2 separate regions of the Homo sapiens genome follow, and region 2 is linked to region 1. Evidence: read pairs that join two places in POLR2A ChIA-PET (ENCODE). Cell type or tissue: A673. All regions are shown on one strand. Links, peaks and the distances in the headings refer to the core of each region. The heading gives the core; the rest is flanking DNA.

The links. Peaks named below come from ENCODE experiments on the same cell type or tissue, not always from the same donor. Only the 100,000 strongest peaks of a DNase experiment are listed, where the experiment ranks them.
Region 2: POLR2A ChIA-PET joins it to region 1 with 5 read pairs; 2 of 35 experiments call an interaction of 5 or more read pairs at or near these places.

What each region holds. Positions count from the first base shown.
Region 1 is chr6:112,184,678-112,189,076 of GRCh38, forward strand. LAMA4 (laminin subunit alpha 4) reads right to left here. Exons shown (of 39, transcript NM_001105206.3): 8 at 2,773-2,924; 9 at 560-670. Among named protein-coding and RNA genes, the nearest start is that of LAMA4-AS1, 50 kb to the right of the region's middle. In A673, for the core only: no CTCF peak of the experiment used is centred there; no DNase peak of the experiment used is centred there.
Region 2 is chr6:112,328,795-112,333,193 of GRCh38, forward strand. No RefSeq gene overlaps it. Among named protein-coding and RNA genes, the nearest start is that of RFPL4B, 16 kb to the right of the region's middle. RefSeq lists an enhancer at 1-446. In A673, for the core only: a CTCF peak has its summit at 1,337; DNase peaks (open chromatin) are centred at 1,617, 2,247, 2,717 and 3,697; H3K4me3 peaks cover 1,102 bases; H3K27ac peaks cover 1,096 bases.

The DNA of each region.
Region 1 (4,399 bases), core at 195-4,194:
AGTAGTTTGTTCTATTTTCTTGTGGATTTGAGATTTATACTCAACTCTTTAAACGGGCTAATTTATTTTAGTCTGTGGTATAAAGTGATGGTTGAAAGTGGTTTTTTCCCTGCCAAAGAGCGAAATTGCTTTCTCAGGACAATTCCCTTTCTTTCCATTTATCATTTAATGTATACTTTAACCAATATTTAAATTTTATATTCTATATAATAAATTTTAATTCTGGATGCTCTGTAGCTCTTAGTCATAAGATGCCTTGGCAAACACCTGAATGACCATCCTAATTAAACAAATCAACCGTATCAACCCACCGCAAATACACAGAAAATTCTCCACAAACATAGCTTTTCAAGAAAAACAATCAAAACGAGAGGAGACGGTAGAGACTGAGTATGTTAACTTTCTCCACAGGTCTGGTCTTGATTTATTTTAAGGCACATGGGTCACTGCATTTTTTCTGGGCTGTGTTAAGCCTCAGTCGTTTGTGACCAGCCAGCCTCACATCAGCTAAATCCTTTCTTTGAAGGCTGTCCCAGAAACTGAATACATACATACGTACCTTTTCAACTAATTCCTCTACGTCAGACAGAAGGCTTTTCATCGTGTTCTCAGCATTGTTGATTTGTATCTTTCTTAGGGCGTATTGGTTTTCTCTTTCTGACAATTTTGTCTGCAGAAGAATGTGTTTTGAGAATAGTCAATGGGCACACCAGGTTTTAAAAAATGTACATAAAACTCTTTCAGTGTAAGAGGACTCAGAGTAGAGTGTGAGGCTCTTTTCTCAAAATAGTGGGGTCCGCAGGCTGCTGCAGCCTGATATGAAGGGTGGGGTCTGCAGAGGGGACTGAGGCCCTTAGGGGCTAAAATTCTGCAAGCTCCACTCACTAGACCAGGGATGCTGGTCAGGGGCTGGGTTGACCATGGGGAAAGGGCTCCTTTTTCTAATTTGTACAAAGGTACAATATAGGCTGGTGGTGGCCCTGGGTGTCTGAGCTTTAGAATTTTAATTTTGTTAGGTCTGGAAGAACTGACCAACCCATCAGTATTGATGTAAATGGAGTATAGAAATTAACTTTCCTCATTTTAATGCAAGTCTCTTTATTTCAGACCCCTGGCTTTCTCCTTTTTCATTTTCGAGGAGTTGGGTCTAAATGCGGCTTTACTGAGATTACTTGGGAGTGAGCCCTTCAATCTTGACACTGACTTCCTGTCTGCCATAATGATTCCTGTCTTGAAGTTGTGCCTTTGAGGAAAGAGAATCTGAGTGGTTTCAGGAGGCCTGGATCTGGGTGACTCCCCTGGGGGGTAGTGTCTTCATGTGTTCCAACAGGTAATTTTGGACAAGAACAATTTCAAAGTTTAGAATAAAATTCACACCAAGATTCTATCCAGGCTACAATACAATTTTTGTTTTTGCTTACACTTTACATATTTGGCCAACTGCTATGGATATCATTTGCACCTCCAAAAAGCAATGAGTACTTAGTATGCCAGGTACTGTTCTAACTTCTGTACATATATCAATTCACTGAATTCTCTCAACAGCTCATGAGATAGAGGCAATAATTATTCAGGAAACTGAGGAATTATAGAGGTTAAATAACTTACCTACGGTCACACAGCTAGTGGGTGTCAGAGCTGGGATTTGAATACAAGCAACCTAGTTTCAACGTCCATGCTCTCAATCATTTTCCTAAATTGACTAACAAAGCAAAACAATGTGCTGGTATTGAATTCCATTTTCCCTCAGCTAATGATTATTATTTTAAAAATATCCTTTTGTTGTGATAGAAGCCCATGATTTAGTGGGAAAGAAAACTTGTAAATCTTAGCTATACAAGGACCTTTATATAGTCATCCCTTGGTAGTTGTGGGAGATTGGTCCCAGGACCCCGTGGGGATGCTCCAGTTCCTGATACAAAATGGCCTAGTATTTGCAGATAATGTATGCACATCCTCCAGAATACTTTAAATCATCTCTAGATTACTTATAATACCACTTATAATACTAACACAATGTCAATGCTGTGTAAATAGTTGTTACACTGTATTTTTCTTTTTTAATTGTTGCATTATTTTTTATTGTTTTTATAAAATATATTTTCTATCTGTGATTGGTTGAATCTGAGGATGTGGAACCTGTGGATATGGAGGGCCAACTGTATTACTGTTTTTGTTTTTTAATCTGTTGGCTGCTTTTAACTTGTTTACTAGGTATTAACCAGTAGAGCTATGAGGAGAAACAAGGTGTGTGTGAATGTCTGCGTTTGACTGTGAGTATGAGAAAATGAGAGAGAATGTGTGTAAATAAGAAGGAAAGGTGGGTGGGTGGTGGGGTGAGGAGAGACAGAGAAGAAGAAGGATGCTTCTAGACAAACTCAAAACCTTGCAAATTAAGGCTAAGGAAATGGTAGCCTTGCAGTACCTTTTGTGGTAATGACTTAAACAAGTAATGTATGGCTGCGCCAAGGAAATAAGTGTTTCTCTTTCCTCAGTAGTTTTGGGCATAGATACTAGTCTTTTAGTCATTTCATTTCCCATATAACCTCTTTTGTAGACAGTAGTTCTTGTTTTGGCCCAAGCTCATAGTTACAATCAACTTTTCATAATTTCCTATGAAATTACTTATGTTTTCTATGTTAGACCTACAGGTCTAACAACCTGTAATACAGGTATGAGACTCAGATACAAAAAGGGGTAGAAGGAATTACTAGCTGCGGGCCTGTGAAGCCAGGATGAAAACAGAGTGGAAAGTAGAACATTCCTGCGTACTTTGAGGAGGTAGATGGTGGCGTTGATTTCATTCACGTGCCTATGAGCGGCGGCCCCAGAGGATACGCTCAGCACCCCGGATTTGCCTTCCTCGATGGAGAGCGCTGCTAACCGCAGGTCATCAGTCAGGTCCCAGACGCACTTATCACAGCCTGGAGGTGAAACATTTCTTCAGAATCACAAGTCAAAAGCATGCTAAAGGCAGGCCGTTTTAGCAGAACATAAATCTCTATTTCCTTGGTTAATACCATTTTTATTTTTGTCTCATGAAGAGCTGTAATTCTATTCTTGTCAGGCTTTAGTATCTTGCTTGGCATTAGCTAGTGAAGATGGCTATTGGCTAGACGCTCCTCCTCTCCTATTAGCTTTTCTCAGTATTCAGGGGCTAGCACCAGCCTTCTCCCCACCCCAGGGAGGGCACAGCTCCTCCTCACAGCCCCACTTCCTGGCAGGATGAACACTTCAGCACCGGGAGGTCTGAGGTTATCGCTGCGAGAGTCGCTTCCTGACATCTGATGAGGGTACCAAAGTTCAGGCTGAACGTGGGCACATGGGGAGGCAGGTCCCAGTTCCTCATCACTTCTCACTTTTCACATTTGAGTTCCTCTGACCACTGTCATCACCTCCAGAACCCAGGGCCCTCCTGTGACACACTCACAAGGATGGCACTCTGTGTTTCAGAACTGCCTTGATCACCTTTTGCAACGTGCCTGTTCCCGATCTCTTTCCCTCAGATGGTGCTCTCTTCTAGAGACGTGATAAAGGGAGACTGGCGTGTTAATGGTTGTTAATATGTTAATTTGTTATTTGAAGTTTAACATGGTTTTACTTATAAGCTCTCTCAAGGGAATGATTCCCAGCCAGTACTTCAGGCTTGGTGGGGGAGATGCTTAGGACCAGGCAGGCATCTTGATGTTCTTAAATTGGCCTTGTCTAGGGGCCACCTGTTCAATCAGGGTGTAAACTTGGCATTACTTGTGCCTCACATCCTATGGCATCTTCTAAGATGTAATCCAATGGTAAGGTTAATCTCGTCTGCTCCGAGGGACTGAGAGACCAAGATACATCTGTTTGGGGGAGGGGATGCCTACTATTAAAATAGTTTTTAAACCAAAAGTTTTGTTCCTAGTGTAACTCCTCATGATTTAATTAACAGGAGAGCCAGAGAAAACCAGGAGAGATAAAAGGCAGTTCCATTTTGTAAAGCCTGAATATTTACTTCTGCTCCCACTTCAGATTTGAGGTAACTTGGGAGAAGCCACTTAAATCTCTTGGTATCTCAGTTTCCCCAGGTGTTGTAAATTGTTTGTACGTCGTATTTTCAGGGACCTGAAGAGACGATATAGGAAAAGGAGCTGAAAAGAGCTCTGTCACTGGGAGTTGTGTTTCTGACTTTGCCTTTAGCCATTAGGTAAGATTCTGAATGTAAAGACTGGATAAAATAGAGCTATGCAAATGTAAACCACCCATTTGCCCTAGGGAATCAAGTGGACCACCAAGTACTTGGTGCAGGCTCCATTTGCTGAGGTGCAGAAAGGGTTAAGTCCAGGGGTGGGACTCAGCAGTTTCTAGAGAGTGATATTGCATAGCTTTTCTTAATCCCACACCTGCAGCACATTAGAGAAAG
Region 2 (4,399 bases), core at 74-4,073, 140 kb after region 1:
TCACATGCTTCATAGGCCAATAAAAGATCACAAGGCAGAAGGTCAGAGCGAGATCACAAGGTCAGGGCAAAACTAGAATTGCTAATGAAGGTCCATGTCCTGTTGGGCACACATTGTCATTGATAAACATCTTAGCAGGAAACAAGGTTCAAGAGCAGAGAACCGGTCTGACTAGAATTCACCAGGCTGGAATTTCCTAATCCTAGCAAGCCTGGGGGTGCTGCAGAAGACTAGGGCGTGTTTCATTCCTTATCTACAACTGCATAAAGCAGACACTCCCAGAGTGGCCATTTTAGAGACCTATCCCTGGGAATGCATTCTCTTTCTCAGGGCTGTTCCTTGCTGAGAAAAAGAATTCAGCAATATTTCTCCTATTCACTTTTGTAAGAAGAGAAATATGACTCTGTTCTGTCTGGCCCCACAGGCAGTCAGGCCCAATGGTTACCTCCCTTGTTCCCTGAAAATCACAGCTATCCTGTTCCTTTTGGATGCCCAGATTTCATATTGTTCAAACACACATGCTGTACAAGCAATTTGTGCAGATAATGCAATCATCACAGGATCCTGAGGTGACATGCATCCTCAGTTTACGAAGATGATGGGATTAAGAGATTAAAGTAAAGACAGGCATAGGAAATTAGAGAATTGATTGGGGAAGTGAAAAATGTCCATGAAATCTTCACAATTTATGTTCAGAGATTGCAGTAAAGACAGGTGTAAGAAATTATAAAAGTATTAATTTGGGGAACTAATAAATGTCCATGAAATCTTCACAACTTATGTTCTTCTGCCATGGCTTCAGCCCGTCCCTCTGTTCAGGGTCCCTGACTTCCCACAACATTTGGACAAATCCACCATGTGGGCTGATCAAAATTTTCTCTTTGTGTCAAATAATAATGACAACAACAAAAACCCCACAAAACCCCAGTGCTTTCAACTCTTATTTCCTTAATTAGAAACAGTCAAAGACACTGATTTCAAGTTGCAAGGAGCACAGCCAGATTTATTTACATACTTGATTTCATGTTTATTTTTCTTGTAACCTGAGGCTGAATGGTAGAAGTAAACATTCTCAGATCAAAATGGATCAAGTTGGGTCTACATTTTGAACATCAGATATTTGAATACATTCCATATCTGTATCAAGAGATCGTTTATTTTTGCCATCTCCTCATTGCTTAGAAATAGGACTTACGACAAAAGACTCAAGCATCTTTACATTTGTAGGACCACAGTACCATGAGAGGAGATTCAACTCTTGGCTTCACTATTCTCATTTTGGTTTATTTCATTTACAGTTTATTCACCCACTACACCATGCATCTTTTACTCCCCCTCTGGGAAGAAGTAGAAAACTGCATCAGTTTCTAGGACATTCCATATCAAAGAGACACAATGAAAACTGGCAGCAAGTGGCACTGCCATTGAGTGACTTCTCCCTCAACCATCTCTGCTGTGTGGTGCAATTTAAGGTGGATGAATGGCATACTCTGGGCTCCAGGCCAGCTAACTGGCCCTGGGGGAAATCATTCACACCCACGCTGATGCACACACCCTTTAAACTCTCTTTCCTGCCCTGCAGCCCCCCAGATGAAATCCTTATACTCCAGGAAGCAGCAGGTCCTTTCATTGCTGTCTCTGGGCTACAGGAATCAAAGAGCAAAATGAATGTTTTCCTCTGAGAACTGGCACTGAATAGAAGGAAGGAAATGCCTACTCCAATTCAAGCATGTTTTAATCTCTGGAGAAGTGGGTACTGGGGAGGGGCAATATTGGCTGAGGAATCAGTGGGAAAGTCATAAATTTTGTCTCTTATCCCAGCAACTAAAATTCTTCCTTTAGAGTGCCACCCACTCTTTTTTTTTTCTCCTAAAAGGATTTGGATAATGAACAATCACTTTCTAAATTCTCAAGTTCAAAAATCTCTCAGTGGAGGAAGAAAAGGGAGTTTTTGAGTAAATCTCCAAAGGCTAGATGAATCATTGAAAAACATGCTCAGAAATTTCAAGATTCACACACACCTCATGAATATACCATCTGAATCTAATCTGAAGAATCTGGCACTAAAACAAATCAACAGTTCCTTACCTCTTCCTCTCTTTGACACTTTTAATATCTAACAAGGCCAACTCATTTAATTTTTTTAAAAACAATTATCTCTCATTCAAAGATACAGATGAATAGTAAAACACCAGTGTGATCGACTTCTCAAAAGTCTGACCCACAGTCAGACAAAAACAGATTGGTGGTGGTGTGGGGGGAGGGGATTCTACATGTCAAGTGACATGGACTCATCACAATGTCAGTGTCCCGGAAACCTTAAAAAAAAAAAAAGTGGTGCTTGTGCTGGCTGTTCTAAAGTAAATGAGATTTAAGGGACATGACAAGCAAATAGAATGTAGAAACTTGGAGCTTAATTCTTAATTGTGATAGTGTGATTATAAAGGAGAATGCCTTTTTTCTTAGGTGCTACATGCTGAAGTATTTAAAGACAAAATGTCTTGACATGTCCAGCTTATTTTTAAAAGTTATCATCAATGAGAGACAGAGAATGACAGAAAGAAAAGGAGGCAAATGTTAAACAAACAAACAAATTCTGGGCTAAATATTGATTTGGAGCTCGCACTGGAAAATTCCCTGTTGCTTGTTCAAGTCCAGGCAAGTCTATGAGTTCGCCAATTGGCTTCAGGGTATAAATTGGACTATTTTGACACGTTCTAAAGATCTATCGTTAGCCTGGCTTCCATTCAAGTTTTAGCTAACAGGAAGCACTTGATTCTCTGAAGAGGTGTGTCAGAGCAGAATTACTTACAGATGTTCCTTACAGACATATTCCAAATTTGTTTCTCTCAATTAATTTTTCAATCAATTTCTACACCCACTTCATTAGATTTTACATTTAATTTGCAAGTAAAATGGCATTTGCATTTTCTTGAGTAACTGTGTCCCTTCTATTCCCTCCCATCCCCATTTCTAGAATCTCAATTATGTTATGATACGTCCCACAATAATTGCATTATAAAATGTCATGAACCATGATTATAGGGAGGCTATTCAGAAAAAATTCCCTCACTGTCTATTCACACTAAAGCCTTGATTCATAAATTTGAAAAAAAAGTTCCATGGTTATATGAGCCAGTGGAGAATCTTTGTGTTTTAATAGGTCAGATTGCCCAGGGTATTGGACCTGCTCATATATGGGAGTTTTTGAACATGATTTTAAAGTAAGTCTTTGGAGCCTCTTTTAACAATATCAAAAGTAGTTTGAAGGAAATTTACTTTTTTTTAAAAAAGAATCCTCATTGCAAATTTGACCATTTTATTCTTTTGTTGGGTCACCATTTTTGAACATCTGGCAGTCAGCACATGGGTGCAAAAGGCTCATCTTCAGCAGTTCCTTGGCAAGATCAGTAACCTAAAAATTCGGCCCTAATTCTTTGATATCTTTGAAAGACTAACCTCTCTGTCCATTGCTTACTCTTTCGTTCCACTTGTACTTGAAGTTTCATTTTTTTTTTTCTCAAAAGCATTCTGTAATTGAAGTCATTCCAATGGAAATTTTAGTGATGCTATGCTGGGCATTGTGCGGGGCAATGCAGGCGAGACATGGAGGAGTAGAATGTGGCCTCCTGGTTTGTAAGGAGAATGTGACCCAGCAGGAAATAGAAGACACATGTGCTAATTACTCTTATGTAGTGTATGGAATATTCCACATGGGAGTTGTAAACAAAGGATTCCTTACCCATGACTCCAGCACAATTAGAGGCTCTTTCCTCATGATTCAAGTGTCCATCTTCCTCATCCCCCAACATCCGGAGTCAGGCAACTACCTACTCTATTAGGGTTAGTTGGGTTACCAGTCTAGAGTGAATTTCTTGAGTCAAAGTCAGTGACATTCATTTTATACCTTTAGCACCCATCAGTGTTTTTGGTATATAGGAAGGCCTTGAAAATTATTGTAGCACAGAATGGGTGGCTGGCAGGATGATGAATGGTTATCCCAAAAGCTGACATCTCTAAATACTTCCATAATTAGACTGATACAAGCTTCAGGGTTTGGAGACCTTTGGTTTCAATCTCTTACCGATATTGCTTTATGAACCCAGGGATGAAATCACCATGGTGAGAAAAATGACAAGGAATTAGATTCTCTCATGTATATATCTGCTATTTTTTCTTTTGTAACAAACTGAAAAAATACAAGAGCATATCTTCATCTCTACTACCATGATCTTAGAAATTAGCTTCTGTACCTCCACTCACTACTTGCTCAATCTCTGGCCCAGTTTTATCATTTTATCACCAATTCCCTCTGGGACCAACTGTATCCTAGGTCAATAATTCAATTCTGGGACAACAGAGCTCCTTGCTCATCTCTGCAGGTTAGTGAGAAGATTGT